Linked DNA regions of Homo sapiens: all the other regions are linked to region 3. Evidence: chromatin loops called from intact Hi-C (ENCODE). Cell type or tissue: GM12878. All regions are shown on one strand.

Region 1 (8,000 bases), 82 kb after region 3:
AGTGCTTAATACGCAGTAGGGGTACAATAAATGGCAATGAATGACTCATTGTGAGCTCAGTTGCTTCCAGGTTATGTAGGGAATATGATTTTGTCTTTAAGAATGAAAAGCACTTAAGACTTGATATAAGCAAAATTTCCCTTGAAGACAAAAGTTTCTTTGAAAGAAAATTTTAACCCAAATGTATAAGCCTTTTACATCTAGGAAGGAGATTAATATTATTACAGTAATATTTATTATTATTATTAGAAGCAGCAGTAATAGTGGCAACATCAGAAGCTAAGTTATTCTAAGTGCTTTTTTTAATTACTTTTTTTTTTGGTAGAGACACCTATCTTGCTATGTTGTGCAGGCTGGACTTGAACTCCCAGGCTCAAGTCCTCCCTCATCAGCCTCTAGAGCGGCTGAGTATCTAGAACTACAGGCACATGTTACCACACCTGGCTCTAAGTCTCTAAATGCTTTTCTTATGTTATCTCTCATACAGTCTTTCCAACAACCCTAATAGATCGATGTTATTGTTGTGTCCATTTTTATGGATGAGGAAACTGAGCTCAAAGAAATTAAGGAATGTGCTCAAAATCACACTGCTAGTAGGTGGCAGAACCAGGATATGAACTCAGTTTAGTTAAGATTTGGGCTTGATACATCCAATGCAAGAATATGAGTTTGACTTTGCCCTCCTCAAAATTCCTGCCAAAGGGACATGCAAAAGAAGAAAATAAAGAAAAGAGAATTGGTATCTGCACTACAAACTGGGGAAGATCACCACCTTCATGCTAGAAGAAACATTGAGGGAATTTACAATATGAAATTCAGGCAACAAGGTTGAGGTAAAGGCCTACCACTGAGAGTTGCTATGTATAATTAAGCCCACCTAGGCCGCGCGCGGTGGCTCATGCCTGTAATCCCAGCACTTTGGGAGGCCGAGGTGGGCAGATCACAAGGTCAGGAGATGGAGACCATCCTTGTCAACATGGTGAAACCCTGTCTCTACTAAAAATAAAAAAATTAGCCGGTCGTTGTGGTGTGCACCTGTAGTCCCAGCTACTCGGGAGGCTGAGGCAGGAGAATCACTTGAACCCGGGAGGCATAGGCTGCAGTGAGCAGAGATCGCGCCACTGCACTCCCGCCTGGGCAACAGAGAGTGAGACTCTGGAAAAAAAAAAAAAAAAAAATCTCTGCAGTGAATTAAGGCTGCATTTTGTATTCCTAGCTTACTAAAAATGTTTGAAACCAGAAATGACTATTTTGTCAAACGCTTTTTAGCATCTATTTAAATAATTGTGTAGTTTAGTAGAGGTCCTAAATATTAATTCGTCCTTGCAATCTTGGAATAAGCCATATACTCATGAGAAAGACTGTTCACTCTGCAGAACCCGGAAACAATTCAGGAATTAGAATTACCAGGTCTTGGCTGGGCATGGTGGCTCACGCCTATAATCCCAGCACTTTGGGAGGCCGAGGTGGGTGGATCACGAGGTGAGGAGATAGAGACCATCCTGGCTAACACCATGAAACCCCATCTCTACTAAAAATACAAAAAATTAGCCGGCGTGGTGGCACGCGCCTGTAGTCCCAGCTACTCGGGAGGCTGAGGCAGGAGAATTGCTTGAACCCAGGAGGCGGAGGTTGCAGAGAGCAAAGATTGCGCCACTGTACTCCAGCCTGGATGACAGAACGGGACTCCGTCTCAAAAAAAAAAAAAAATTACCAGGTTTCAGAAGGCAGGGAAATGAACTTGACCTTTGTCCTTTGTCTTCCTTTAGGTTTCTCAGAATTTAATTTAGAACTAAATATGTTGGTTGCAAGTAAACAATTGTTCCATGAACCAATTATGTTGTAATGCCATCAGCCCACTTTAATGGATACCTTGTATCTTAATGAATTGTTTCAATTGATGAATATATATATAAAGTCTTAAAATAACTTTAGGAATGCAAGTGTGGTTACAGGACCTCTTTCTTGAAAGGTCATTTTTTTTTTCTTTGAGACAGAGTGTCACTCTGTCACCCATTCTGGTGGCGTGATCTTGGCTCACTGCAACCTTCATCTCCCGGGTTGAAGTGATTCTTCTGTCTCAGCCTCCCCAGTAGCTGGGATTACGATTGAGCACCACCACACCTGGCTAATTTTTGTATTTTTAGTAGAGACGGGTTTTCACCATGTTGGGCAGGCTGGTCTCGAACTCCTGACCTCAGGTGGTCCACCCACCTTGGCCTCCCAAAGTGCTGGGATTACAGGCATGAGCCACCGTGCCCAGCCGAAAGGTCATTTTGAAAGAGCTAGTGTGGACATCTGAAATATTTATAAGAATGAAAGCTGCAACATCTTAACTAGTGTAATTTGGTTTAATTTTTACTTTTCTCTCTTCAGGTCTGTTTTGTTTTGTTTTTGGACACAGGATCTAGCTCTGTTGCCCAGGCCAGATGGCAGTGGCACAATTATGGCTCACTTGAAGCCTCGAACTCCTAAACTCAAGTTATCCTCCCACCTCGGCCTCCCAACTAGCCAGGCCTACAGAGGTGTGCCACCATACTTGGCTGATTATTATTATTTTTTTTTTGTCATGAAGATGGGGTCTTACTATGTTGCCCAGGCAGGTTTCCAACTCCTGGGCTCAAGCTCTCTCCAGTTTTTATCATTATTATTATTATTATTAATTTTTTTTGAGATGGCGTTTCGCTCTTATTGCCCAGGCTGGAGTGCTATGGCCATGATCTTGGCTCACTGTAACCTCCACCACCTGGGTTCAAGCGATTCTCCTGCCTCAGCCTCCAGGGTAGCTGGGATTACAGGTGCCCGCCACCATGCCCAGCTAATTTTTTGTATTTTTAGTAGAGACGGGATTTGACCACATTGGCCAGGCCGGTCTTGAACTCCTGACCTCAGGTGATCCACCCGCCTCCCAAAGTGTTGGGATTACAGGTGTGAGCCACCGTGCCCAGCCTCTCTCTAGTTTTTATACTGTGACAATGACAAGCCACTTTTGATGTGCTTAGTATTATCTATATTATTATCTGTTGTAGTATGAGAGCTTGGGAAGATTGAAAACAGCTCTGATCTCTACCATTTTAATTCTTTCAAATATTTATTATTAAGCCTTTAGCTTTCCTAATACGAGTTCCAGAAGTCTTCAAATATTTTATATATTTTTTAAGCTAGATGGAGAGTAAATGTTCTTATTCTCCCCCCTCCAAAATATAAGAGAACAAGAATTAAAAAGACTTTACATTTGTAGGATTTTTAGCAATAATTTTTGTTTGTTTGTTTCTTTTTTGAGATGGAGTCTCGCTCTGTAGCCCAGGCTGGAGTGCAGTGGCGCGATCTCGGCTCACTGCAACCTCCACCTCCCAGGTTCACGCCATTCTCCTGCCTCAACCTCCCGAGTAGGTGGGACTGCAGGCGCCCGCCACCACACCCGGCTAATTTTTTGCATTTTTAGTAGAGACGGGGTTTCACCATGTTAGTCAGGATGGTCTTGATCTCCTGACCTCGTGATCCACCCGCCTCGGCCTCCCAAAGTGCTGGGATTATAGGCGTGAGCCACCACGCTCGGGCAACAATGATTTTAAATATTTGGTTATTTCTGATTATTTTCTAAAAGAGGAAGAGAGAGGGACAATGCCAGATGAGACTTGGTTTTAAGACAGAAAACTAAAAGTAGACAAAGGGTCAGAGTAGAAAAAAAATGAGAAGGAAGTAAACCAGGAGCAAGGCTGTTATCAGAAAGAGTAACTCTGAGCTTTACTTTCTTTAAGTTTATTTGCACTCTAAAACTCTTATCTCTGAGGGTATACTTTAGATGAAACACAGCCCTACCTGTGAAAAATTAAAGTAGGAATCAACTAGGATAGCCATGAAGTAGTTATAAGTTTCAGCCACTGGTAGTGAGAAGTTTTAATGACGTAAGCTTATGCATCAATGATCCATGTAGGGATAACTCAGTTTCCAGCTGCTGTTAGCTAAACAGCAAACATTTGAATAGAATCTAATGAGTCAGAGTTGGAGCCTTTTCTGTTCCCTTTTTTGAGTTGTTAGTCATAGGGAAAAATACTCCTATGTTACCAGCTAATTATTTCACTCCTTTGTCTTATTTTCCTTGTCTGTCTTCTAGACAGATTTTTAGAAAGAGATTAGAGAACAGAAGAAAAGGTTTTAAATTGTTTTCTGGTGCCTGTTGGGGGACTTGGGTAGGGCATGTCTCCTGGCTCTTTTTTTTTTTTTTTTTTTTTGAGATGGAGTCTTGCACTGTCACCCAGGCTGGAGTGCAATGGCGTGATCTCAGCTCACTGAAACCTCCGCCCCCTGGGTTCATGCGATTCTCCTGCCTCAGCCTCCCTAGTAGCTGGGATTACAGGCACACACTGCCATGCCCGGCTAATATATATATATATATATATATATACTTTTTTTTTTTTTTTTGTAGTACAGACAGGGTTTTACTATGTTGGCCAGGCTGGTCTCAAACTCCTAACCTCAGGTGATCTGCCTGCCTCAGCCTCCCAAAGTGCTAGGATTAGCAGGCATGAGCCACTGTGCCTGGCCTGTCTCTTGGCTCATATGAACACTTGGCAGCAGAGAGCTAATGAGGCTAGGCTAAGAGTTAGATCCCGTAATCAGGCCCTATGCTATATTCTATAGCCTATCTCTAAACAAATACATCAAATGTGTATCTTTGGATGTGAAGATAAATGAACACAAATCTATCCCCAGTCTGAGAAGAGTTCAGAGTACATACTACAAAGGATTAGCAGCACCATCTTTTTTTTTTTTTTTTTTTTTTGAGACGGAGTCTCGCTCTGTCGCCCAGGCTGGAGTACAGTGGCGCGATCTCGGCTCACTGCAAGCTCAGCCTTCCGGGTTCACGCCATTCTCCTGCCTCAGCCTCCCGAGTAGCTGGGACTACAGGCACCGGCCACCACACCCGGCTAATTTTTTCTATTTTTAGTAGAGACCAGGTTTCACTGTGTTAGCTGGGATAGTCTCGATCTCCTGACCTTGTGATCCTCCTGCCTCCGCCTCCCAAAGTGCTGGGATTACAGGCGTGAGCCACTGTGCCCGGCTAGCAGCACCATCTTTACAGAAAAAGATGTGCTGGCTCTTTCCCCAAATCGGGAAACCATAGGAAATGCTTCAGTTGATCAAGCATTCCTCAATCAACTAACCAGTCACCTTGTTGGCAGTGTTCTCTCAAAATAGCCATCACTAATCAGAATTGCAGCTTCTCACCTGTGAGCTAACACCACTGACTCAGTGATTTCAGCTTGCTTTTCCCCTCGTGCTTATGGGCCCATTCGTTTGGATCTCTGAAATGATCTTGTTTGTATTACAGAGCTCTCATTTGGAAGACAGTGAATCAGCAGCATTACTTTGCTGTGAATGTGAAGAATCAGAAATCTTTACTGATTCCAATGTACGTAGGTATATGTTTTTATACAGACTTTGGTGATTCAAGTAAAATCTTATTGGGTAAATTTGGCTATTAAATGCAACTGATATAGTGCCTATTATTTTATCTATTTGACCCCATTCAGCCAAATGTCTGGGAAGGCAAATAGGTGGCTTAGAATGAGTGTATATATAAACAGTATGGTACATTTATATGCATAATGCCATGGCAATGACCACTCAAAAGTTATTTATCAAAGTAGAAAAAATGTGGCATCTTGGAACCTTGAGTGAGTCTCCTTCAATAAAGAGTGTGACTCTTTTTGTGGGATTTTTTTCCCCTCATGCACACATTTTTTTAATGGTCAATAGTATTATTCTTTTCCCTGTGGCAACTGCTTGGTATTGGTGCTGCCACAGGGCCTTTATTCCTCACGTACATGGGCCTCACATGTCTTAGCTATTGATAATGTTAAGCCAAATAGTGTTATAATCACTGGACTGGAAACCCGACCTGATCATCTTAAATGTAGAACTTTATCTAACTACATTTCATGGGATGTTATAAATTTTACTTATCCCATCTGACCTCCTGCTTACTTACCCACAAGAGTCAGGCTGAAGTTAGAGAACAACTTAAATTGACTTATTTTTGTGTGTTGCAATGAGCAGTGGAAATTCTCAGTATATCCTGAGATATAAGTGAACTTCCCCCTGAGTATTGAATGGCCTAGTAGTGATGCAGGACAGATAATCCCCCAAACTGGGGCTTAGCCCAGGAGGGTTCTTAGTTTCACCAGGAAAGAAATCAAGGGCAAACCTGTGGTGTTAGACAGCAATCTTTTATTGAACAGTACTGCTCCTTGTGGAACAGCACTAACTCATAGATAGTGTACCCAGAGTCTGCAACGTGTGGGCTCTTGGCAACTGTATATATACTCGCTTATACCCACTTTCAATTACATGTAAATTAAGGGGCAGGTTAATGCAAATTGAGGGGTGGGTTATTTAGAACTTTCTAGGAAAGGGGCAGTAACTTCTGGGTCATTGCCATGGCATTTGTAAACTGTCATGATGCTGGTGGGAGTGTCCATGCTAATGAGCAATGAGGGCAGCCAGGGATTGCCCTTGTCACAGTCTGCTGGTTTTGGCCAGTTTCTTTGCTTTATCCCATCTGGAACAGATCCTACTTTGTTCAGCAGTGTTGTGACCAGAAAACAAGTCCTGCTGGACTCTTGCCTTATTAGTTCATACACATTGTTCTACCTTAAAGGGGTGTTGGAAGTATTCTGGAGGGAAGTGAAGGGAAGAGTTGTGGGTCAGGAAAACTAATGAGCTCTCCAACTGTCATTTAGATAACTGTCTCCTATTGAGCACCACCCTCCCTCAAAAAAACCTGAGGGGGTCGGCTACAAAAATGCAGACACCGTCCCAGTTGTATTAATGAAAATTAGAAATAGAGAGGACCAGCTCTTTGTGAGAGGCCCTGGTCTCTGCCCTCTGCTTCACCTTTCAGCCCAGATGCCTGACATTTTTATCTATTTGCTTCTCACTGGCTCTAAGTTGAAGACTTGGTGACAACCTGATTTTTTTTAAGGTGTACTGCCCTTTACTGTGAAGCTTGTGCAGATTAGGGATGGCACTGTGAGGAAAGACTTTATTCAAGCATATTTTTGGACTGTTATACCCATAGGAGACTGGGCCGCTCTTGGAATTTTTCCCCCCTATTTTATGAGAGGTTCAAGATGGCCTTGTATCAAACTGAAGTTTAGAAACATAGCAAACCTTTTTCCCACTTGGACATTTTTTTTCTGTGTCTTGGTATAGAATGAATCCTACTTCACAAATTTTAAAAAGTAGAGTTTATATAAACCGAATCATAACACATTTCAAAACTGTATTGTTTTTTACAGATTTGATTGTTTTCTATAATTTTACTTGACTTGATCTCTTCCAACAGGTAGCTGTCACCAAAACTAGGTTCTACAAACCTTGACCATAAAAAATGAATTGTCTGTATCAGGATATTTATTGCTCATAGTAGCACTCCATACATATTGTTGAAGTTTCACTAATGTAAACTATCTCTTGAAGTAAGATGTGTCTCAAGTATATCACCATATTACTACCTGCACTTAGGCTGGCTTCCTCATCTTCATGTCACAGTGAATGCAGTTACCATTTCAGGACCTCATTCACGTATTTATTTACACAACTGCATTTCATTCAGTGTTGATGAATCTGGAATGGCATGAGTTAAGTTATTGTGATTCATTAATAGCTGGAGTGGTGCTCATTTTCCTAGTGCTTGCAAACGTTAACTGATAAATCCATGTGAACACTTATTATCAGTATTTTGCAGATGACAAACTGAGGGTGAAAGGTTATAATCTTTGTCCAGTGTTGTGTGATAAGCAGGAGCAGTGCTGACATGAAATCTCAGCTGATAGCCATCATGAGCTCATCACCAGTGGGCAACCTCATTGATGGAATATGTACCAGTCTCCTTATATGGTATCCTATAAGATTTATTTTGTTCAGACTGGGCACAGTGGCTCATGCCTGTAATCCCAGCTCTTTGGGAGGCTGAGGTGTGCAGATCACTTGAG
Region 2 (8,000 bases), 63 kb after region 3:
TGTGTTGCTAAGGCAGGTCTAAAACTCCTGGCCTGAAGCTGTCTTCCCGCCTTAGCCTCCCAAAGTGCTGGGATTATAGGCGTAAGCCACCATGCCAGGACTTCTCTGCCTTCTTTAGTTATTGTTCCTGTACCCACTTAACCTTTTGTAAATATCATTATTCTCTTTTGGGAGGGAGGGAGATTTCTTTCTTTGTTAATGTAGTCTCTAGGAATAGGGATATACACTCTTTTTAATATTACTATTTTGATTCTTGAATGGGAGCCAAGAGTTCATGTTGATGTTATACTGTGCTGTTATGGCCACTGAGTAATATTAATAATAGTCACCAATTCCATGGGATTGTAAAACAAATTGAAAGCTGTAAACTCTCCATTTTCAAGAATTAGAGCTGGAGTTAGTTTAAAAACAAACATGTGCATAATACAAAAGAAACAATTTAACCCTTTAATAACTTTGAAAACAAAGAGCAATCATAATGTCTAATAGACAACTGCTTTCCACCAGTGTTTTTCCATTTAACAAAATCAATCAGGCTTATTAAAGGATTTGGCTGAAATAAGAGTTCCCTATGTTGTATTAAGGACAGTAACTCATTTCAGTGTTCTACAATGTAATTATTCATCTGTTGTTGAACATTTGAGCTGATATATGTAATATAAGAAAAAATAGGGAATATTTTTGTATAAATATTTATACACCTCTCTATTTCTTTAAATTCTGTAATCGACTAATAGGTCATGAACATCTTTAAGATTTTTGACACAATGTCATATTACTTTCAGAAAAATTTTACTATTTTACACTCCCAGCCATTAGTATGTGAGAGTTCCTCTTTCACTTTTCCCAGGTTTGGAAACATTTATAATCTCTTATCTTTGCCAGTCTGAAAGATGAAAGTGGAGCTTGTTTTATTTTGCATTTTTTATTAATTAAGTAGGGCATGTTTATTTTTATGATTTATTTTCTTATTTATTTTAAAAAATCAAATGAATCAGAAAGCACTAATATAAATAGAACAGTGTATCTTTATTCCACACTGACATGAAAAAGAATTGCCTACAAATGGCTGCAAGAGAGTATATTTTCAAATCTTGTTGTCTTGAGAGATTAGATGTAAACTTACAATTCTGCTATGAATATCTCAAGCTCTAAACAGTATTCAGTAGGATGTTAACATTCTGAGTCCAATGTTCCAGAACATAAATTTGCCAGTTCTCTGAAAACACTGGAACAGAAATGGAAAATTCAATAGCCCTACTTCAGTGACTTCCTTACAATCCACCAATGGGCAAAATGCAGGCAAGACTGCCAGCTGCTCTGTATCTGCAAACATTTGTGCAGAACTAATTTTAAGAGCAGATGTTGGAAATAAAGAGAAAAAAAAAAACAATTGCAGCCTCCCCTCTGAGAAAGTTAGACCTATCCCGTGACTTCTCAGATGCCCCATAACCCTGTTAGCCAGAGTTTCATTCCAAAAATACCATATTTTGCTTCCTTACTTTCTCATGTGAAAAGTTTTAGAAATGCTTAAGGGAATATAACAACTTCAAAAAGTCTTAGTACTGCTTCAGTTGGCCCTGTATGATGTTGTCATATATAGAAGAGTCTTTGTCTGCAATTAGAGTTTACTCATGAAAGATTCCATTCTGACCTTTGGGGTGTGCAGACTTCAATTGTATCATATCCATCTAAAAGAAAGCCTGTTTGTTTTGTATTGAGGTAGAAATTACAGATTATGAAGAGAAAAACTCTAAGAGAAAACTCTTATTTTTATCAAATAGACAATGAAGGCATGGTAGTTCAGTAGAAATTTGCTAAATCAGTGTCTGAATGATTTCATGTACAGATTTTAGATTTATGGTATCAGTATTCCAGATCTCCAAACAAGTTCACACAGACCCCAGTAGATGCCTGTGTGACACTTGTCAGTATCCTCACTCACATGTCAGAGTTTAATCAAATCTGGTTTTTCCTGGGACTTGCTTACTGCTAAAAGGCTAAAGACGTTCTTTTGTTATTATTCGATTTTAAAATTTATTTTTGTTTAATTTTTTAAACTAGGTAAGACATTTACAAAGTTCAAAAGTCAAAACCTCATAAAGGGTATATAATGAAGTCATCCTCTACTTTCGTACCCTGGCCATCCAGTTCTCCTCTTCACAAACAATATTAATAGTTTTCTTTGTCTCTTTGCATGCATAGACATGCAAGCATACACACACACATTCTTCTCTTTTACACTAATGGTGACATACTATATACAATATTGCATATTTTGCTTTTTTTTTTTTTACCTATTCTGCTTTAGAAATATTTCCATATTAGTACATCAAAAACTTCCTTGTTTTTATTTATTTCAGATAATATTCCATTATATAGATACACCATAATGTATTTAACCAGTCTCCAGGATATCGTTATTATAATAAATGCTGCAATGAGTAACATTGGGAAAATGTCATTTAACATAATTATAATCAATTCCTAGAAATAGAATTGCGGGCCCAAAGGGAATAGTTTTATTTTTAATAGACATAAAGCTAGGATGGGACCCAAGGTCCTATCCTAAAACCAAACCTGAAAAAAAAAATAGTACCGACCAATATCCCATGCAAGAAGTCCATGCCTAAACTCCAGGTTTTTTTCTAGGATCAGGCCAATGACTATCATAAACACCTATGATTTAGTATCTATTCCTACTGCCTATGAGGAGAGTTCTGATTTCAACTGGGCCTGCACTCTGTGCAGAGATCAACACAGACTGATTTCTGCAGGCGACCTTCCTGCACTTCATATGGTTTATGAGAAAAAGCCGTTGTCAAAAGCAGCTTATTCTTTCCTGCAATTTTCTTTTCAGAGGAACTCTTTTCTTTGGCAATAATCAGGGGGTCTTATTCACAAGGGTCTCTGCTAATCTCTTGCCCTGGGCAGGGTAATTCTTCCCTATGACTTGGCAGTTCCCCGATCTTTCATTTCTTCCTTGATGCTCTCCTATTTTGGGTCTCTAGTCTCTTGCTTTTGTTAGTTAGGGCTAAATTCTTGTCCTGAATCTTCCCTTTGGCCTAAAGCTTAGAGACCCAAGGTGTTTCTCTTTGGCCTCCATAAAGACACAAAGCATCCTAGGCAAGGGACACTACAAGGGGACAGCCTTGTGGCTATCTCTGAAGCCCTACCTCAAAGTTGAGCTTCCGCTCACCAGCAAGCTGCTCTTTAAGTTATGGTTGGCTTGGATTTCGGGCAACCAACACTCTTGATTGTAGGAGGCATTCCTTGATTACTGAAGTCCCTAGATTACTAAGATCCTCCTTTAGCTTTTGGGAGTTTCTCACCCCAGTGGTTCTCATGACACCTCCCAATTATGGTTTAGTAGGTAAGACCCCTTGTATTGACCATCTCTCTAGAATCTCTGTCCGTTGAAGCAATTTCTGAATTCATCTCCAAAATCCTTTTCCTAAGATGGAAACTAGTTTAGAGAAATGTTCATTTCTTTGAGAAACATCTCTTTTTAGACACTCTCACTCCTCTGTTCTCTGGCTCTGGGGCATTGCTATTTTATGGCTAGAATCTTTTGAAACACTTCTACTCTTATCCCTTTACTTATTTCCTGACATTGCTCAACCTGTAATCAGCTCTGAGCTACCTCTATTAGCATTCTATAAAGTCCCACTTTTCTAGGTTATTTTCCATGATGCTGGATGAGAGGGACTGAAAAGTCTGCCAATTTTTCTCCCCATCCAAGGGAACGGGGAGGATTCTGCAGGCCCATGACCAATATTCGACAGGGCTTCTTCCAAGAATTTCCTGGTGGGAACTGAGTTTTTTTTTTTTTTTTTGAGGTGGAGTCTTGCTCTGTCGACCAGCCTGGAGTGCAGTGGCACGATCTCAGCTCACTGCAACCTCTGCCTCCTGGGTTCAAGCAATTCTCCTGCCTCAGCCTCCCAAGTGGCTGGGACTACAGGCACAAGCTGCCACGCCCAGCTAATTTTTTGTATTTTAGTAGAGATGGGGTTTCACCTTGTTGCCCAGGCTCATCTCGAACTCCTGAGTTCAGGCAATCTGCCCGCCTCGGCCTCCCAAACTGCTAGGATTACAGGCATGAGACACCGCACCCAGCCGGGAACTGAATTTTATGTGAGCACCTTGTCTTCTGCCTCCATGAGGGTTCCCCCAAGGCGCTTGGCAACCTCCCTATGGTGTTGGCTACTGAACTGTGGGTGACCGAGAAGAAAGGCAGACTAGGACAAAATGTGTAATTGGGCTTCTCTCATCTTTAACAATTTTATGGATTCAAGGATCTTGAGGGGTAGGTACTACCTCTGCTGTACCCAAAATTAACTGAGTTTTTAGTACATGTCAAGGGTTTAGATCAGGGAAGAAGAGCCCTAGAGAGTTATTCAGGTGATATTCTTCTCAGAGAGTTTTAATCATTGGTATAACTGTTTCTCCAAAGAATAGGGAATGAATCTCTTTGAAAGATTATACCTGAGGTTTACAAGCTTTCACTTAGCTCCTTCTAGGCAGCTTCTCTCATCATAGTGCACTTAATCAATTAGAATACAAAATGACCTTGTTACAGTGTGAGGACATCTTGTGGTCAGAATGCTATATAGGAAATTAATTGCAAATATAAGACCATCACTCACTTTACCCCCAGTTCAGCCTGGTAGTTCTTAATTTTAGGTATCTCTAGCCTTCCTTGATATCAATCTAGGTTCCTCTTCTAATACTAGAGCTAAATCTTTCAGTTCTCTTATTTATTAAAGAAGGAATAGAGCTCTTTACTTGCGAGGAAATAGGCTCTTTTCACAATCATCTGACACCTAACTTTGTAGTCTCAGCATTCTAAGTAACAGCGATCTTTCTGCACTTGTCTTTCTTTCCTGGCATACATCCCCAGACAAATGTTCAAGGGATGCTTTTCCCTCCTTTCTTACTCAGTGTCTTCTTTTCTTCAGATGCCTTTCTGAAGTTGCTTAGTTTCTCTAAAATATCTGCCTTTTGCTGTTCAAACCTTCATTCTGTAAGGAAATAACAGAACTCCACCTCTTTGCACACATACAGTGATCATACTACCTGATACACACGTTAGCATCTCTAAAACCTAATTTACTTTCATAGTCCAGGTCCCAAATCAAGCTACACAGATTTTTTTTGTTAAGTGTTTTTGTGGCAGGGGCTGGGGGAAGTTGATGGTTGTATTTAAACCACAGATAGCTCTCATATATTGGTCTGAGGAGAGAAATAAATAACTAGAATGCTACAGTTTTAAAGACTGTAAAACTAATATGTAAGGTGATTTACAAGTGAATGGAGGTCAAAAGAATTGCATGCTTTCAGCACACACAGAGTTAACCTTGCAGTATCTCCTTGTTTTGCCAGCCTGCTGTTACCTCATGAAGTTAACAGGACTGATCTTTTAAAAACTCCTACACAGGGCTGGATATGTTGGCTTATGCCTGTAATCCCAGCACTTTGGGAGGGAGCAGGAAGATCACTTGAGCCGAGGAGTTTGAAATCAGCCTGGGCAACAGGGAGACCCCATTTCTACCAAAAAAAAAAAAATCAAAAAATTAGCTGGGCGTGGTGGCACATGGCCTGTAGTTTCAGCTACTCAGGAGACTGAGATGGAAGGATCGTGTGAGCCCTGGTGATGGAGTTTGAAGTGAGCCGATATGGCACTACTGCACTCCAGCCTGGGCAACAGAGCGAGACCTTGTCTCTAAAAATAAAAATAAAATAAATAAAACTACACAGAACAGGAGGGAAATCAGCAGCTAACTTAATAGCAGAAGCCTAACCCAAAATGGAAAATAATAGAATATTTGGTTTGCCTAAGGAGAGAGAAACCAGCCTCTCTATGAATTTCCATTTCAGTTCTCCTCAGCCATTTAATTAGCAACTAGACACATAACTCCAAGAGCTTCTCTTTTGTGCCCTGATATTCTAGGTCTAGAAGTTCTGAGATGCTGTTGCCATTTTTTTCTCATTGTTCTTTTCATGGGTTTTCAGACAGGAGTGAACATCTACCTCTGGCTCCTTGGCTTTTCCCTGTCTGTATAAACTTGTTTATTAACTTGTTGTTTTTTGTGGATGATTACTTCTCAGAATCTGTCATAGTACCTAACTTGGTGTGCATTTTGCACTATATAGGTGTTGATCAAATACAAGTAGCAGCCCTCTATGTAAACCGAATAACTTGTACATATGAATGACTGCTTTTGCATCTCACTGGAGATAACCCCACTTTGCTTTTGGTAGTTTTGCTATCAGTTGCTAGTTTAGGAATCCAAGCATTAGTTAGGAATGTTTCTGTGAGAAAACATAATTCAATATCTACACATAAATTTCTAAATGATCTTTGTACTGCTTGTTTTCAGTTAATTGATTTTTCTAAACTGGTTTCAAATTCTTCCAGCATATAGTCTCCTTTGCTCCCTTATTTCTTTTCTTTCTTTTTTTTTTTTTTTTGAGATGGAGTTTCACTCTGCCACCCAGGCTGGAATACAGTGGCACGATCTAGGCTTACTGAAGCCTCCGCCTCCTGGGTTCAAGCGATTCTCCTGCCTCAGCCTCCTGAGTAGCTGGGACTGCAAGGCACCCACCACCATGCCTGGCTAATTTTTTGTATTTTTAGTGGAGACAGGGTTTCACCATGTTGACCAGGCTGGTCTCGAACTCCTGACCTCAGGTAATCCGCCCGCCTCAGCCTCCCAAAGTGCTGAGATAACAGGCGTGAGCCTCCATGCCCAGCCTGCTCCCTCATTTCTGATATTTGTAAATTTATTGTTCTTCATCTTCTGGTAGTCTTTAGAAGACACTAATTTTTAATTAATCACAATTAGACTTTGTTTCAGGTTCCATTGCTATTTTCTCTGCAGCTTCAACTATTTCTGTCTTTTATAGGTTAAATTAATGAAACCAAACCCCATTTGGGTTCAGTGAAATCTGTGATAGGAATTAAGGTCAGCAAAGTCTTCTTCCCCTTCAAGGAATGATTTTTTAGAGTATTTGTGATTTATTCTTGGTATCCATGATTCTTCCTTAAACTAGGGTTAGAAGTTCCTTAGAGCCCTGACAAATGATACAGTGCATTTTTACTCTCAGCAAATTATCTGCCAGGAAGAGGTTGAATCCCAAGTCCTCCCTCTTTATTTTATAGACTGGATAGGAAACTGGGTTGTAAAGCTTTCCTGCTGGGGATCTCTAATTTCCAAATTGAGTTTAAACTGCTGATTCTCTTTCTTCCCTCCAAGCTCTGATGTTAAAATAAATGTTATCTCTCCACACAGCTGCAGTGATTTAATTGTTGTGCTGTATCAATCTTAAGTTGCAGAAATTACTTTACACTTCTTTTAATTGTAGACTTACCATTTTAGAATATTAAGTCTGTTTTTGTATCTGAGTCAAATATGTATAATAGAGAAGACATTTATCTCTTATTTCAATTTGGTTGTAGAGAAACTGTTTCTTCAGTGCCTGGAGAAGTCATTGGAATTTGGAAACCCACTGCTTAACTGTTTTCATAGGAGTGATATGATTCCACCATTCTAGTTTTAATGCAGTGATTTAAGTGCTATATACAGAAGCAAATACTTTGGACCAGTGGCTCTGAAACTTTAATTTATATCTGAATTACCTGGAGGGCTTGTGAAAAACACATTTCTGGGCACTACACTAGATTTTTATTTGGTAGATCAGGGGTGGGGCCCAAGAATTTGCATTTCTAGCAAGTTGTCAGGTGATTCTGCTGGTCTGGAGACCACACTGAGAATCACTGCTTAGAGGATTTTTTTCTCTCATTTCAGAAACATGCCCTTTTAGGGAAGCTGATTATATTAGAAAAAGAGAAGGGAAAAAATTCAAAAACAAAAAACAAACAAAACTACCTCAAGGAGATGACAGCGTTGTTTCTTTTTTTTTTTTTTTAGTAAGTATTCAGATTATCTCTGTGTGAGGGTGTGAATTTGCAACTACAAGTAATGTGGCATTTGTATGGG
Region 3 (8,000 bases):
CCTGCTTCAGAAGTCTGTGTCTCAGAACCATGGGTGCCATGAAGCCCCTCCTCTAATCTCAGAGGCACTAACACCAGCTGAGCAGCACTTTCTCTTCAGAGACCTTAGTTTTAGCTCTGTGGGGCCAATCCTCTAAATTTCTAAATTTTTCCCTTTGCTTCCTCTGTTTTTTCTTGTTTTTTGTTTGTTTGTTTTTTTTTTTCTAGCCCTTAAGGTGGGATGAATTACTCACCATTGTGATACCTCAGATTTCTCTTTTTACTTTTTTAGGTATCTACTTAACAACTTTATATCTAGTTATTAATTCTTTGTTAAAATTTCTTGGCAAATAACTGGTAGAGTTTCTGTTTTTTTGAGACAAGGTCTTGCTCTGTCACCCAGGCTGGAGTATAATGGCACAGTCATAGCTCACTGCAACCTCAACCTCCTGGGCTCAAGCAATTCTCCCACCTCAGCCCCCTAAGTAGCTAGGACTGCAGGTGTGTACCACCACACCTGGCTAATTGTGGTATTTTTTGGAGAGATGAGGTCTTACTATGCTGCCCAGGCTGCTCTCAAATTCCTAGCCTTATGCAATCCTCCTGCCTCAGCCTCCCAAAGTACTGGACTTACAGGCATGAGGCACCACACCCCACCCAAGCTGGTGTTCTTTCTGTCTCCTGTCAGGACACAGTTAAATGAAGTTAGTAAAAGTTAAAGTTTTTATAAAACTTAAGAAAAAATACAACCAAGTGAAGGCAACACATGACTCAATAATACTGCAGTTGCTCTCAGCTCTTATATATCTGTGCTATATTAATTTATACTTATAATTATGCCCAAATTGTTTCAAATATAAGGGATTGGATTATCAAGGATAGGACCATGATTTCTTGTGTCTTTTTTTTTGACTCACTTTTTTTTTGCTCTGTCTTAAGCTTAGCTATATAAGTCATAATCTTTTAAGTGAAATACTTCATTTGGTATGCAATGAATGAGTTATAGATATATTGCAAGATAGGGATCTATTCAGCCTGAGGAGTTACTTAAAATAACTGGAGTGGTTGATAAATCTAGGTAATTCACTCCTGGCAAGAAGCAGTGTGATCTAGAGATTCTCAGCAGCCCCCCAAAATCAGGGTGTGAATACCCACCCTAGTATGCCCATGGTCCCACTGGTGGACAGCACAATGAAGTTCTTGCCAAGCAAAGCCAAGGAGTATTCTACCACCAGGTCATCACTTTCACAAGACAATTGTAGTACACACTGCTGCCTATTGTAAACACTGAGCTTTGGAGGATGTTCCAGGTACCAAAAGAGCAGGACTTACAGCCTCAGATAAGGCCAGGAAATGCAGGGAGGCCTGCTAGGTACTCCTGATGAACTCAGCTTATGATCTCTCTTTTTATATATATAGCATTCTTCCTTTTGTTTATATCTGATGCGCCCTTTTAATTATGTTCAAGTTAGATGAAGAATTATTGATCTAATAACACAATCTAACTCTGCAAATTAGACCTTTATCAATATTTTGCAATAGATACTTGACACAAAAAGTGTTTGGGTAGATGGGGAAATTCCCATTGGCAAATGTAACGAGGAAATACCCTGTGATAATGTGGATATATTATCAATTATAATTTATACTTTTAAATTTTGAATTGTTGTGAAAATTGTTTAAAAGTTTTTTTATCACCTACTTGTATGAACTAAATTCTCATCAATAATGACTACCAAGAATTTGAAGACATCACTGTTAAACTGTCTCATTCAAGAACTGCAAGCCGTCATTTCAATCATAAAATCCTGTATAAAAAATGTTATGTTTACAGAAGCAATCTCAGGTTTTTCATTAAATTTTTAGACATCTTTGTTTGGAAATGTATACAAATTCAATATTTAGTGTCATCCTTAATATGTTTATTTTTGTCATTAAAAGTAAGTAATATAAAGAAACAATTTTTTTCACCAAGCCCCATGTAATTAGCTGCCTCCAAATCCCCTTTAATTTATCCCAGTGTGCTGTACAAATACTATTTCTATGGATGTCATGATGTGGAAAAAAAAGGTAGAGAACCACCCCTTTAACATTTAGATCAGGATTCTTCACCTTGGTTCCTTGATAGGTTTTAGTAGGTATGAGAAATATGCAAGTACATTTTTCTGGAGAGAAGGTCAATAGTTTTCATCAGGTTCTCAAAGCTTGAGAACCAGCTAACCTCAGAGATTTCAAGCTCCCCTATAATTTCACCCCGGAAGAAGTATTGATACAAGTTAAGGGTTAAATGGACTCCAGTGGTACAACCAGGCCTCCAGCATCGCAGGTGGGAAGAGTGAAAGTGCTCTAAGTAGAACTAGGAGGACTTTTGTCTCTTTGGCTCCCTCTTTTGGGAATCCTGCTCTTGGCCTCTCTCTCCTCAAATTCAGCTAGAATAGTAAGAGGATCCTAGGCTCTTCACTCTATTAGAAGATATCTCCTCTCTCAGTTCACCAGAAGACCTAGGAGGAACCAGGGTGGAGCCTAGGGAAATTAGGTATAAATGGGGCACAAAGCATAGATTTCATCAAATGCTTAGTGTGGTCCAGCTCCGTTCGCAAAGCGACTGTACTGGGATCTGCAGACAAAGCCTGAAAGCCAATATCATAAAGAGCACATTTGCCCAGACCTTCTCTCCTTTGTTTCTATAGAACTTTGTACGTATATAGACTTCTTCTATATTTCTACATACCTCCTTTCGCGCCTAGCCGAGGTGACAGAAGCCATGGTACCACTAAGCTACGCTCTAATTATTTGTTGATGTGTTTTCCCCTACTAATTGGCTTTGAGCCCCTAAGAGGTAGATAAACATTTGTCTTGTTCTTAAAGCAGTGTCTAGTATATGATACACATTCAATAAATATTTTCTCAATTATTAGTAAATAAATTAATGAACATGCACCAATAATTTCCAAATCTTAGTTTCCTTAAAAGGTATATACCAGGAAGAGATATTTCCCCTGAAAATTAATAAATTAACTTCCTGATACAAACAATGTGAATTTTGTCATCCCATAATTCAATTTTGATCAGGATTTTATCACCTTAGATATGTGGAACAAAAATGTTCCACACTTACCTACAGATGAAACATGTCTTGACCACTAATCTACTTCTACTATTAAGAAAAAGAATGATGGCCGGGTGCGGGGGCTCACACCTGTAATCCCAGCACTTTGTGAGGCCAAGGCAGGTGGATCATCTGGGGTCAGGAGTTCGAGACCAGCCTGACCAACATGGTGAAACCCCCATATCTACTAAAAAGACATAAAATTAGCCGGGCGTGGTGGCACATGCCTGTAATCCCAGCTACTCAGGAGGCTGAGACAGGAGAATAGCTTGAACCCGGGAGGTGGAGGTTGCAGTGAGCTGAGATGGTGCCATTGCACTCCAGCCTGGGCAACAAGAGCAAAAATCCGTGTCAAAAAAAAAAAAAAAAAAAAAAAGCCGGGCACAGTGGCTCACATCTGTAATCCTAGCACTTTGGGAGGCCGAGGTGGGCAGATCACTTGAGGACAGGAGTTCGAGACCAGCCTGGCCAATACGGTGAAACCCCGTCCCTACTAAAAATATAAAAACTAGCCGGGTGTGGTGGCGGGCCCCTGTAATCCCAGCTACTCGGGAGGCTGAGGCAGGAGAATTGCTTGAACCCGGGAGGCGGAGGTTGCAGTGAGCCGAGATTGCACCACTGCACTCCAGCCTGGGTGGCAAAGGGAGACTCCGTCTCAAAAAAAAAAAAAAAAAAAGTTATCTTAATTGCATAGAGGGCTTTATTTACAGTTTATTCTGAACTTTACCATACATTATCTCAAGAATCTTGTCAGTTAGGGTTCCATTGTAGAGATAAAGGAATTAAAGCTCAAAAAGTTCAAGCCATTTGCATAAGGTTTTAGAGCTGGAACTAGAAACCAGGTCTTCTGATTCCTATGGTAGTGCTCTTTCTCACTGCAAGGTTAATGGACTTAAGCCTTTCATCTTCCAAAAGAATTTCTGAAGAGTATGTTACCATGAAAAAGTAGAACATCATTGTTGCCCTCCCTGAGTCAGAGAATCAACATACAAGTACTAAGACCTACAGATTTGAATATTACTTTTTCTAGAATGATACTTTGGTTCATAAAGCACATATATTTCATTTATTTGAGTTCATTCAGCTTCTAGCTATGTGTATTTTTTGGCTATGTATCTAGTTTCCTCTTTGGTCTCCCATGCATTGGTTCAAAGTTCTTACTTCTGAAACTTGCCTTCTCTTTTCCTGTTTACTACGGAGCTCTGGGGAAAACACAGTCAGATTGTTTAATCTGTGAACCATACATCTTTGTTTAATTTTGTCTCACAGGCACTCCTGATCACCACCAGGGGGCAAAAGCCTACCAGCTGGCTTCTCTGCACTACACTCTACATAGGACTGTACAGTACAGGGACCCTCAGTGTCTGATTCTTGATGGAACCTCCCTGCTAATTATTTCAACCACAGGGCCCCAGGGAGAGAACAAAGGCTCAGCACAGAGGACTCTTGTGGCGTTTAACCGTACAGCAGCCAGAAAGAGCTCATGACAGCCCTGTCAGTTTAAAAGAAGCAATGAGATCCAAGAGTGTTTGAGTGACAAACAGGAGGGGGTGGGTTTTAATAACTGCAAACTCCCAAGTGTGTGTGTTTTCTACAGCTTTGATATGTACGGTGGTATTTACCAGCTCATCCACTCAAGCTGAGAAATAGCCTTGTCAACTCTCTTTCTTTGTGTAAATAATCAGTGATATTTGCATTGTGCAATTTTTTTCCTTTTTAATCTTGATTTTCCATTACATTCTTTGCTTATGTTCTGCAGACAATTTACCCCTGAGAAAACCATTCCCTTAAAATATCTTTTAATCTACATTTTTACATAGGTCTATGAAAGAATGACATTTAGAGACGAAGGAGAAGAAAGCTTAACGAGCAAATCCTGTTTAATTAAAAGACTGTCTTCACAGCAGGAGGCAAGTGAGAGGTCAATAGCAGGCTGGACCCTCACAACCGGCTTCCTCGGACTCCCAGGCGCGCTCAGCTTCTCTTCTCCTCAGGAATAATGAATAAGTCTTTAGACAGGCAATAGAGGAAGCATGAGGGTACCACAAACCTTTCCAGGGTATCAAACGGAAAATGGTTTTCTTTCCAGAAGTCTCATCATAAAACATAGACGGAAGGGGGGGAAAAGTTAAGAAAAAGCCCCCGAGAGCCGGGGTGAAGGGAGTAAACTGGTCTAGCCCAGTTCTGTCTGCGCCCAGTGAGAGGGTTTGAAACTCCGCGGAGCCCTTTCCCAATAGAAAACGTGTTTGCTTCAGGATTTTCATCTCAGCTGCTTTTTTTTAAGGTTGGTTAAGCTGTGCGCCGCCCCACCTCATAAAATGGTTGTCTCTCAGGAGTGAAGACTCCAGCGGCCCCCCGCCCTGGGACCCCTCACCGGGCTGGCTCCCTTCGGCCCCTTCCCCCACCCCACTCCACAGCACCCAGTGCTGGCAAACCGCGCGATTCCAGCACGAAGGAGGAAACCCAGGAGGGTGCGGCGGCCCGAGGCGCACGCACTCGGCCAGCTTCCGGCAACTCAAGGGTTACGACCAGGCGGCGGCGCGCGCCGAGGGGAGAGGCGGTAGCTGACAGGTGGCGCCTGCGCACTGGGAGCGCTCATTGTGCCCCGCAGCTGCGGAACCGCCCGCCCGCCGCCCGTTCGGAGCGTCAGTCGGCGACAGTCTGGTGGTGGGTGCGGAGTCTGCGGCCGTTCCCGCGGCCTCCTCCTCCTCCCCGTTCCCTTCACCCCCACCCCGCACCCCTTTCCCCATCCCGGCTCCGTCACCCTCCCGTCCCCCACACTCAGGACAAGAATGCCCTGCCCGGAACAACCCAGCAGCGCCTAGATGGCTTTGGTCACGGTCCAGCGGTCACCTACCCCCAGCACCACCTCCAGCCCCTGCGCCTCGGTGAGTCCTTCCTGGCGGCCGCTCCGCTTGCTTCTGTCACTGCGGCTCCGCTTTGCCTCAGCGGGTCCCGCCGAACGCCACTGCGCACGCGCCGCGCCGCTTCCCAGGCCTTGGCACTCGGCTGCCGCGAACCCCCCCACACCCCCATGTTAAAGACTAGCAGCAGGAACTACAAGACGTTGATTTTTGCCCCCATCACCCTGAGCACCTAGCTCCTCACAATCCTCGCCCTGAAATCCCCTGTGGCATGCCTCCCTATGGCTTGAGCACTTCCTTTTGGTAATGAGTCATTCTTGCTTTTCACCCTCCCCCTTCTTTTACCCTCTGTTGCTCTGCTGCAGGGAGGGGACCGTGAGCCTCCTGCGTTGCCCCTTACCCACACCCACATCTCTTACCCACACCATTTCATAGACCTGTTCAGTATTTGCACACTGCACACCCTTCTTCGTACTCGCCAGGGTGTGTGCCTTCCCCTAGTCACTTGCTGGCTTTCTTTTGCTCTGTACTGTTCAGGCTTTGAACTGCCCAACCGTAGTTATTCCTTGGTTTCTCCCGCCTGCCCCCCACCCCAGAGGGTAGCAATGATCTCTGTTTCCTGGACCTCTTACCTTTCCTTTATGAGGTCCCGAAGCATCTGGTGCTGCTTAGTGATCAGTGTCAAATTATTTCCGTCTTACAGATATTTATGCCTTACACTCATTGCTCGTGATCATTCTTGTTCTAAGGTCGTGTTTGTATGGCTCGTTACCTCAGATGCCTATGCCAATAAAGCATGCTCTCAGAAGGAAAATACCCAGTAACCAGCCTTTCCCCGCTGGGCCCGTCTTTGCCTTCTCTCCTCGCCCCACCCCCATTCGTTTACACTCCATTCTCTTAGGCTCCATTTTTGAAAATATTTATTTTTAAAAACAATATATTGCACCAGTGGGGCAAATGGGCTTTAAAAAACCAACATCCAGATGTTTTAGAGAGAAATAAACTGAGTGAAAATGCGAGCAACTGGGAAAACCACCTTGAACTTCCTACAGAACTGTAATTTTAAAAACGGTGTTGGTGGATTTGGTAGTATCAGGTTGCAAAAAAAGGTATTTAATAAACACTGTACCACTTTCCACTGTAAAAAAATCATCAGGTTACCCTTAATATTTGTATGTTAACTGAGGTGTGAGCTTTGATATCCTGAAATTTGCTGGCTTGTCATTTCAGTATAATTTCCTGAATTTCAAAGTTTTGTTGTGTATGGTTGTGGTTTCTTCTTTTCTGAGCTTTAATTGCATTTTGTGTGATGAAATTGACAACTATATCTTAATAAGTGATTTTATTTCAAAGGTTATATATCTTGTGTTGTTTCAGAGAGCAGAACTGGGATTCTTGGTTCAGGGAGGCAGATTTCCAGTGATTGTAAGGAAGAATTTGTAACAGTGGAGTGCACTGCCTTGCAAAATAGTGAGTGCACATTGCTGGAAATATTCAAGCAAAGGCTGGAGAACATTTTGCCTGGGAGGTGGTATAAAGAATTCCTGCAGTGGGGGACTTCTAAGACTATTTCTAATCTAAGATTTTGTGATTTGAGAATACTTGTACTTCAAAGCTGGTAAAACATTTTAGGGTCATCTGAAGACAAGTATCATAGGAATAAATCTTTAATATAATTTATTCTTATGTGTAGTACTTTATGCTAGTTTTTGGAAAGTCATTAACATACCATCAAACCTTCTTAATTCACTCCACTAGTAAACTCTTTGGTTTGTGGTTACTAGGCCTGATTTTGAAGAAATCGATTGAAAGTTAGTAGAGTCATGCAAATAAACTAGAAATCAGTACTATAGTAACATTTATTTTCCTTGGGCACTGTTGAAAATAGCTTATGCTATGATAATATATGTATATCAAGTTGTCATCATACTAATTTACTTGAAGTGAATGATTAGTATACAGTAAGACCGTGTACACTTGATATGACTTCATTAGCCAAAACTTGAGTTACTTTAGAATCTTGAGGTATGTTAATAGTCACTTTTGACA
Region 4 (8,000 bases), 90 kb before region 3:
TCGGCACCAGTGTTAAAAGTGATACAAATTGTTAAGTTTTGTCTCTTGGAATGAGTTGTCTTTTGGGGATCAAAGTGTTCTGATTATTTATTTATTTATTTATTTATTTTTTATTATTATTATACTTTAAGTTTTAGGGTACATGTGCACAATGTGCAGGTTAGTTACATATGTATACATGTGCCATGCTGGTGTGCTGCACCCATTAACTCGTCATTTAGCATTAGGTATATCTCCTAATGCTATCCCTCCCCCCTCCGCCCACCCCACAACAATCCCCAGAGTGTGATGTTCCCCTTCCTGTGTCCATGTGTTCTCATTGTTCAGTTCCCATCTATGAGTGAGAACATGTGGTGTTTGGTTTTTTGTCCTTGCGATAGTTTACTGAGAATGATGATTTCCAATTTCATCCATGTCCCTACAAAGGACGTGAACTCATCATTTTTTATGGCTGCATAGTATTCCATGGTGTATATGTGCCACATTTTCTTAATCCAGTCTATCATTGTTGGACATTTGGGTTGGTTCCAAGTCTTTGGTATTGTGAATAGTGCCACAATAAACACACATGTGCATGTGTCTTTATAGCAGCATGATTTATAGTCCTTTGGGTATATACCCAGTAATGGGATGGCTGGGTCAAGTGGTATTTCTAGTTCTAGATCCCTGAGGAATCGCCACACTGACTTTCACAATGGTTGAACTAGTTTACAGTCCCACCAACAGTGTAAAAGTGTTCCTATTTCTCCACGTCCTCTCCAGCACCTGTTGTTTCTTGACTTTTTAATGATTGCCATTCTAACTGGTGTGAGATGGTATCTCATTGTGGTTTTGATTTGCATTTCTCTGATGGCCAGTGATGATGAGCATTTTTTCATGTGTCTTTTGGCTGCATAAATGTCTTCTTTTGAGAAGTGTCTGTTCATACCCTTTGCCCACTTTTTGATGGGTTTGTTTGTTTTTTTCTTGTAAATTTGTTTGAGTTCATTGTAGATTCTGGATATTAGCCCTTTGTCAGATGAGTAGGTTGCGAAAATTTTCTCCCATTTTGTAGGTTGCCTGTTCACTCTGATGGTAGTTTCTTTTGCTGTGCAGAAGCTCTTTAGTTTAATTAGATCCCATTTGTCAATTTTGGCTTTTGTTGCCATTGCTTTTGGTCCTTGCCCATGCCTATGTCCTGAATGGTCATGCCTAGGTTTTCTTCTAGGGTTTTTATGGTTTTAGGTCTAACGTTTAAGTCTTTAATCCGTCTTGAATTAATTTTTGTATAAGGTGTAAGGAAGGGATCCAGTTTCAGCTTTCTACATATGGCTAGCCAGTTTTCCCAGCACCATTGATTAAATAGGGAATCCTTTCCCCATTGCTTGTTTTTCTCAGGTTTGTCAAAGATCAGATAGTTGTAGATATGCGGCGTTATTTCTGAGGGCTCTGTTCTGTTCCATTGATCTATATCTCTGTTTTGGTACCAGTACCACGCTGTTTTGCTTACTGTAGCCTTGTAGTATAGTTTGAAGTCAGGTAGCATGATGCCTCCAGCTTTGTTCTTTTGGCTTAGGATTGACTTGGCGATGCGGGCTCTTTTTTGGTTCCATATGAACTTTAAAGTAGTTTTTTCCAATTCTGTGAAGAAAGTCATTGGTAGCTTGATGGGGATGGCATTGAATCTATAAATTACCTTGGGCAGTATGGCCATTTTCATGATATTGATTCTTCCTACCCATGAGCATGGAATGTTCTTCCATTTGTTTATATCCTCTTTTATTTCATTGAGCAGTGGTTTGTAGTTCTCCTTGAAGAGGTCCTTCACATCCCTTGTAAGCTGGATTCCTAAGTACTTTTATTCTCTTTGAAGCAATTGTGAATGGGAGTTCACTCATGATTTGGCTCTCTTTTTGTCTGTTATTGGTGTATAAGAATGCTTGTTATTTTTGTACATTGATTTTGTATCCTGAGACTTCGCTGAAGTTGCTTATCAGCTTAAGGAGATTTTGGGCTGAGACAATGGGGTTTTCTAGATATACAATCATGTCATCTGCAAACAGGGACAATTTGACTTCCTCTTTTCCTAATTGAATACCCTTTATTTCCTTCTCCTGCCTAATTGCCCTGGCCAGAACTTCCAACACTATGTTGAATAGGAGTGGTGAGAGAGGGCATCCCTGTCTTATGCCAGTTTTCAGAGGGAATGCTTCCAGTTTTTGCCCATTCAGTATGATATTGGCTGTGGGTTTGTCATAGATAGCTCTTATTATTTTCAGATACGTCCCATCAGTACCTAATTTATTGAGAGTTTTTAGCATGAAGGGTTGTTGAATTTTGTCAAAGGCCTTTTCTGCATCTATTGAGATAATCATGTGGCTTTTGTCTTCAGTTCTGTTTATATGCTGGATTACATTTATTGATTTGCATATATTGAACCAGCCTTGCATCCCAGAGATAAAGCTCACTTGATCATGGTGGATAAGCTTTTTGATGTGTTGCTGGATTCGGTTTGCCAGTATTTTATTCAGGATTTTTGCATCAATGTTCATCAAGGATATTAGTCTAAAATTCTCTTTTTTTGTTGTGTCTCTGCCCGGCTTTGGTATCAGGATGATGCTGGCCTCATAAAATGAGTTAGGGAGGATTCCCTCTTTTTCTATTGATTGGAATAGTTTCAGAAGGAATGGTACCAGTTCCTCCTTGTACCTCTGGTAGAATTCGGCAGCGAATCCATCTGGTCCTGGACTCTTTTTGGTTGGTAAGCTATTGATTATTGCCACAATTTCAGAGCCTGTTATTGGTCTATTCAGTGATTCAACTTCTTCCTGGTTTAGTCTTGGGAGAGTGTATGTGTCGAGGAATTTATCCATTTCTTCTAGATTTTCTAGTTTATTTGAGTAGAGGTGTTTGTAGTATTCTCTGATGGTAGTTTGTATTTCTGTGGGATCGGTGGTGATATCCCCTTTATCATTTTTTATTGCGTCTATTTGATTCTTCTCTCGTTTTTTCTTTATTAGTCTTGCTAGTGCTCTATCAATTTTGTTGATCCTTTCAAAAAACCAGCTCCTGGATTCATTAATTTTTTGAAGGGTTTTTTTTGTCTCTATTTCCTTCAGTTCTGCTCTGATTTTAGTTATTTCTTGCCTTCTGCTAGCTTTTGAATGTGTTTGCTCTTTCTTTTCTAGTTCTTTTAATTGTGATGTTAGGGTGTCAATTTTGGATCTTTCCTGCTTTCTCTTGTGGGCATTTAGTGCTATAAATTTCCCTCTACACACTGCTTTGAATGTGTCCCAGAGATTCTGGTATGTTGTGTCTTTGTTCTCGTTGGTTTCAAAGAACATCTTTATTTCTGCCTTCATTTCGTTATGTACCCAGTAGTCATTCAGGAGCAAGTTGTTCAGTTTCCATTTAGTTGAGTGGTTTTGAGTGAGTTTCTTAATCCTGAGTTCTAGTTTGATTGCACTGTGGTCCGAGAGATAGTTTGTTATAATTTCTGTTCTTTTACATTTGCTAGTGTTCTGATAATTTAAAACAAACCTGATATAGTCCTAAAACATATTTCTAAACACTTGACTTATAAAACAAAACAAAATAAACCAGTATATTCTACCTTTTAAATTGTTTCCGTCAGTATATGAATTTTGAAAACATTGTTCTTAAGGTTCTTTCTGAAGTAAGGAAACAAAGTGGAAGGTGGAAGAAAATTAAAACTCACGACCACCAGACGAGTTTCCTACACTTAACCCACCCTGCTGAAGTCTCACTTTTCTTCTGCTATGCATCCCTCAGCAGCAATGAATATACTAGTTTATAATGTTTGCATCTGTTCATTGCCGTCTGTTCATTGCTTTGTAATTATATGTGTGTGTTTGTGTGCACGTGCTTGTGTGCGTGCCTGCATGTGTCCTTAATTTACTAATATTTTGATCCTCTCCTTCTCTGGTTCTACCCTAGTCCAATCCAGTATGTCTGTGCACATGTGTGTCTCCAACCCTCAGACGGGGAAATAAATTCCTGCATATACCTACAGACACACTCCCATACAACAATGCATTATTGTATTGAGTAAATATTTTTTATTTTCTTAATAACTAAGAGACCAGAAGTAAACATTCTAAAGTAGTTACTTTGGGTCTTCATTTACTATGATAAAACAGATGAAAAGTGAGAGAGGTCACAGTCAACAAACAGATTATCACCTGTTCATTTATCCATCAGAAAACAGATACGCTAGGAAAATGGTAGGAATATGAAGGCATCTGTGACATTCATTCTCTCCATTTCTCTTTTTCTCTATATTAATTATTACTCAGTGACTCAGTTTTCTCCATACTCCATCCTGAGTACTAATTACATTGCTCTTTACAAATGATCTGAGGGGCAATTGTATGACATAGTATCTCCACTAGGCGGCACCTGTGTGTAACATCTCTACTTCAAGCCCAACATTTATTATTACATTATCTTCCAGTTTCGTTAAATGAGTACTGATAAGATAGCTTTAAAGCAATCTCTTTGAAAGCAAGTGCTCCAAACACTACTTCTATGTCATATGGGATGGCCCAATGATTTGTTGGTGAGATAACTAAAAACTTTCAATAAATATTTCTATGTAAGAAATACTTTCTTGTTTCTGTTCAGGTAACAGCTCTTCTTTATAATGAAAGTGTCTGATTGTGTGCTGTTTGCACTTCAAGAAGAGAAAGTGGGAAATTTCAGGAAAACTAATATTAATTAGATCAAGCCATCCATTAAAACAAAATTATATTTGTTTATATATATAAAATAAATAATGTATATCACTCCATTTTCTCATTTGTGTGTTGTTTTATATACATGTATTATATATATTTATATATAAATATTTAATAAACATTATATTATATATAACAACACACAAATACATGCTCATATTTTATATAAATGTAAAAATATTTATATATTTACATATAATATATACCATATTTATTAAATATTTATATGTTATATATATAAAAAATGACACAAAGGAGAAAATGGGGTAAAGGTGATATATACCTAATAGTACTTATATAAACTCATTAGCATTCTATATAATATCTTTGTAGATGGAGTTCTAACCTAACTTTCCTCTCTTATTTCTCATCCTTCCCCAGTCATATTCCTCACATCCTAGTAAAAAAAAAAAAATTATTTCCTATCATGTAGACAAACCATACTCTTTCAGACCTTTATGTCTTTTTACATGTTGTTCCTTCCTGGAAAGCCTTTCTGCTTTTCCTACATCTGTCCAGCTACATACATATTAAGACCCAGCTATATATATTATCTGAGACATCTTGGCTCACCTACTCTGTTAATGTTCCTCCTCTGACATGCTGATACAATAATTTGTAATTATTTGCCTGTTTGTCTCCTCACTTACCTCTGTAACCCCAACAGCTGGCATACACATTAAAAAGTGACCACAGTGGGGTCCAAAAAATTTAATTGCACTGGTTCAGAGTCACCTTATTGGAAGGTCAGGCTTGAGCCTGCTGTGGAGGATGAGAGTCAACTGCCATCACATGAAAGATGAATTCATATTATCTTGGGATGTCTCTTTATAGGGTCTCAGAGTATAATTATAAACAAGACTACATACTACAGATTTTAAGAATAGTGCATATGTGGGCCAGGCACAGTGGCTCACACCTGTAATCCCATCACTTAGGGAGGCCGAGGCGGGTGGGTCACCTGAGGTCAGGAGTTTGAGACCAGCCTGGCCAACTTGGCCTCTACTAAAAATACAAAAATTAGCTGTGCATGGTGGCACACGCCTGTAATCCCAGCTACTCGGGAGGCTGAGGCAGGAGAATTGCTTGAACCTGGAAGGCGGAGGTTGCAGTGAATCGAGATCATGCCATTGCATTCAAGCCTGGGCAACAGAGAGAGACTCTGTCTCAAAAAAAAAAAAGAAAAAAAAAAAAAGAATAGTGCATAGGTAAAATCCAACTTAAACTAAGCCGAAAGAAGGAAAATATTCATAGAAATAACAATTATAACACAATTTTTAACTAAATAGAGACTATGCCAAAAAGAAATCTGTACTCTAATATTCTTTGCAGTATTATTCACAATAGCCAATATATGGAACCATCTAAGTATTCATTAACAATGAGTAGATTAAATGTGGTGTATATACACAATGGAATATAATTTGGCCTTAAAAAAGAAGGAAATGTTGTCATTTGTGACAACATGGATAAACTTGGAAGACATTATGCTAAGTGAAATAAGCCAAGTACAGAAAGACAAATACAACACGATCTCACATATGTAAAATCTTGAAAAATGATGTGAGATGATGAATATGTTAATTAGCTTGATTTAATCATTCTACATTTTATATATATAAACATCCCGTTGTACATAAATACACGTATTATAATTTGTCAATTAAAAATGTTGATAAAAATAAACTAAATAGAGGCGCTGAATAATAGATGAAGAACAAAAGCACAACTGAGAATTAAAAGACTGATTTTAGGAATTCTTCTAAAATATGCATGACTGAGGCTTATTCTAGAAACAGAGGGATGGGCTGGGCACGGTGGCTCACGCCTGTAATCCTAGCACTTTGGGAGGCCGAGGTGTGTGGATCACCTGAGGTCAGGAGTTCAAGACCGGCCTGGCCAATATGGGAAAACCCCGTCTCTACTAAAAATACAAAAATTAGCCAGGTGTGATGGCAGGCACTTGTAATCCCAGCTACTCAGGATGCTGAGGCTGGAGAATTGCTTGAACCAGGAAGGCGGAGGTTGCAGTGAGCTGAGATCACACCACTGCACTCCAGCCTGGGCGACAAGAGTGAAACTCCATCTCAAAAAAAAAAAAAAAGAGAGAGGGAGAGAGGGATGGTTCAATATTTGGGAATTTGTTGATCTAATTCATTATATTAATAGAATAAATCAATATAATCATATGATTACTCAATAAATAAAATAAGCCTTTTGATAATACTCAAAATCAATTTTTGCTTTAAAAACACTCAATTAAATTAAGCATAGAGGGAAACTCTTCAGCTTGGTATTTATCAGAATGTTCATTATAAATAAGAGCAAACATATTTATTGAATAAATAAATGAATAAATGGATGGAATAAAACAGAATACAAAGCCCAGGCATGCTTACAAAGACTGCATTTGTTCCAGAGGCACTTTCCTCTTCTCTTCCTCTCTTACTCTAACAGGAGGAATCAGAAGAGTCACCAGAAAAGAAAATGTCAAGCCTCTAAACTGAAGATTCAAAGTGAAAACAAACTGGTGTCAGGCTAGGAAGAAAGTCAAGAAAGCATCCATACCATATCAGAATAAATAGAAATTAGGGCAGGATCATGCAAGCACAAGGACTACAAAAAGAAGTAACATAGGATTGTGGCAACTGTGCAAACAACACAGGGAGAATAAAAGCAAATAGATAAACTCAATCTAGCAAAAAATAGCTAAAAAACAAAAAAAGTTCCTCGCCATTGCTTTAAGCTATAGAACAACTTAATAGGAACACAGATTCAATATGACAAGAACTCAAAGACAAGCTGATGAAACAGCAGAATGAGATAAAAGGGTAGAGTTTAGGTGTAAGCAGCCAAATTGAGCATCAAAATTTAAAAGCGCAAGCATCATAAAATGGAATTATTGACAGAGAGAAAGGTTTAGATTATCACAGTGAATTCAGGTGAAAAGACAAGAAAATTAATAAAATTAGAAAGAACAAATCTAATCCTACATAAGGATATTTAGTTTCCCTAATGTAGGCAGTCCAAAAATAGAATATAAGATGTATTCAAAGACATGAGAAAATGTTCCTGAAATGAAAAAAAAACAATAAAAATCAAAAGATCACACCATATTCAATACATTTTTAAAACAAAATGCTCTATACCAAGACAATTCTACTTAAACTCTTTAACTTTGAGGATGAACTTCAAGCTAACAACCAAGTCACCTACAAAATAAGCAACAGGAAGACACTGACTTTTCTGTTTTCTGTTTTCTTT

The links. Peaks named below come from ENCODE experiments on the same cell type or tissue, not always from the same donor. Only the 100,000 strongest peaks of a DNase experiment are listed, where the experiment ranks them.
Region 1: a loop joins it to region 3, with 3 times the contacts of the local background. A loop is called at or near these places in 2 of 110 quality-filtered maps.
Region 2: a loop joins it to region 3, with 6 times the contacts of the local background. A loop is called at or near these places in 42 of 110 quality-filtered maps.
Region 4: a loop joins it to region 3, with 4 times the contacts of the local background. A loop is called at or near these places in 23 of 110 quality-filtered maps.

Annotation. Positions count from the first base shown.
Region 1 is chr17:29,846,265-29,854,264 of GRCh38, reverse strand. SSH2 (slingshot protein phosphatase 2) reads left to right here. Exons shown (of 16, transcript NM_001282129.2): 2 at 5,336-5,416. Among named protein-coding and RNA genes, the nearest start is that of SSH2, 80 kb to the left of the region's middle. In GM12878, no CTCF peak of the experiment used is centred here; a DNase peak (open chromatin) is centred at 3,944; H3K4me3 peaks cover 494 bases; H3K27ac peaks cover 453 bases.
Region 2 is chr17:29,864,574-29,872,573 of GRCh38, reverse strand. All of the region lies in intron 1 of SSH2 (slingshot protein phosphatase 2), which reads left to right. Among named protein-coding and RNA genes, the nearest start is that of SSH2, 62 kb to the left of the region's middle. In GM12878, a CTCF peak has its summit at 4,585; no DNase peak of the experiment used is centred here.
Region 3 is chr17:29,927,913-29,935,912 of GRCh38, reverse strand. SSH2 (slingshot protein phosphatase 2) reads left to right here and starts at 5,685. Exons shown (of 16, transcript NM_001282129.2): 1 at 5,685-5,975. The coding sequence starts at 5,913. It also overlaps a transcript of EFCAB5 not described here. RefSeq lists silencers at 2,248-2,542, 4,503-4,672, 5,406-5,495, 5,646-5,925, 6,436-6,485. In GM12878, CTCF peaks have their summits at 4,374 (motif pointing right) and 5,637; DNase peaks (open chromatin) are centred at 4,542, 5,722 and 6,212; H3K4me3 peaks cover 3,362 bases; H3K27ac peaks cover 2,657 bases.
Region 4 is chr17:30,018,288-30,026,287 of GRCh38, reverse strand. All of the region lies in intron 7 of EFCAB5 (EF-hand calcium binding domain 5), which reads right to left. Among named protein-coding and RNA genes, the nearest start is that of EFCAB5, 81 kb to the right of the region's middle. RefSeq lists a silencer at 4,283-4,577. In GM12878, a CTCF peak has its summit at 4,388 (motif pointing right); no DNase peak of the experiment used is centred here.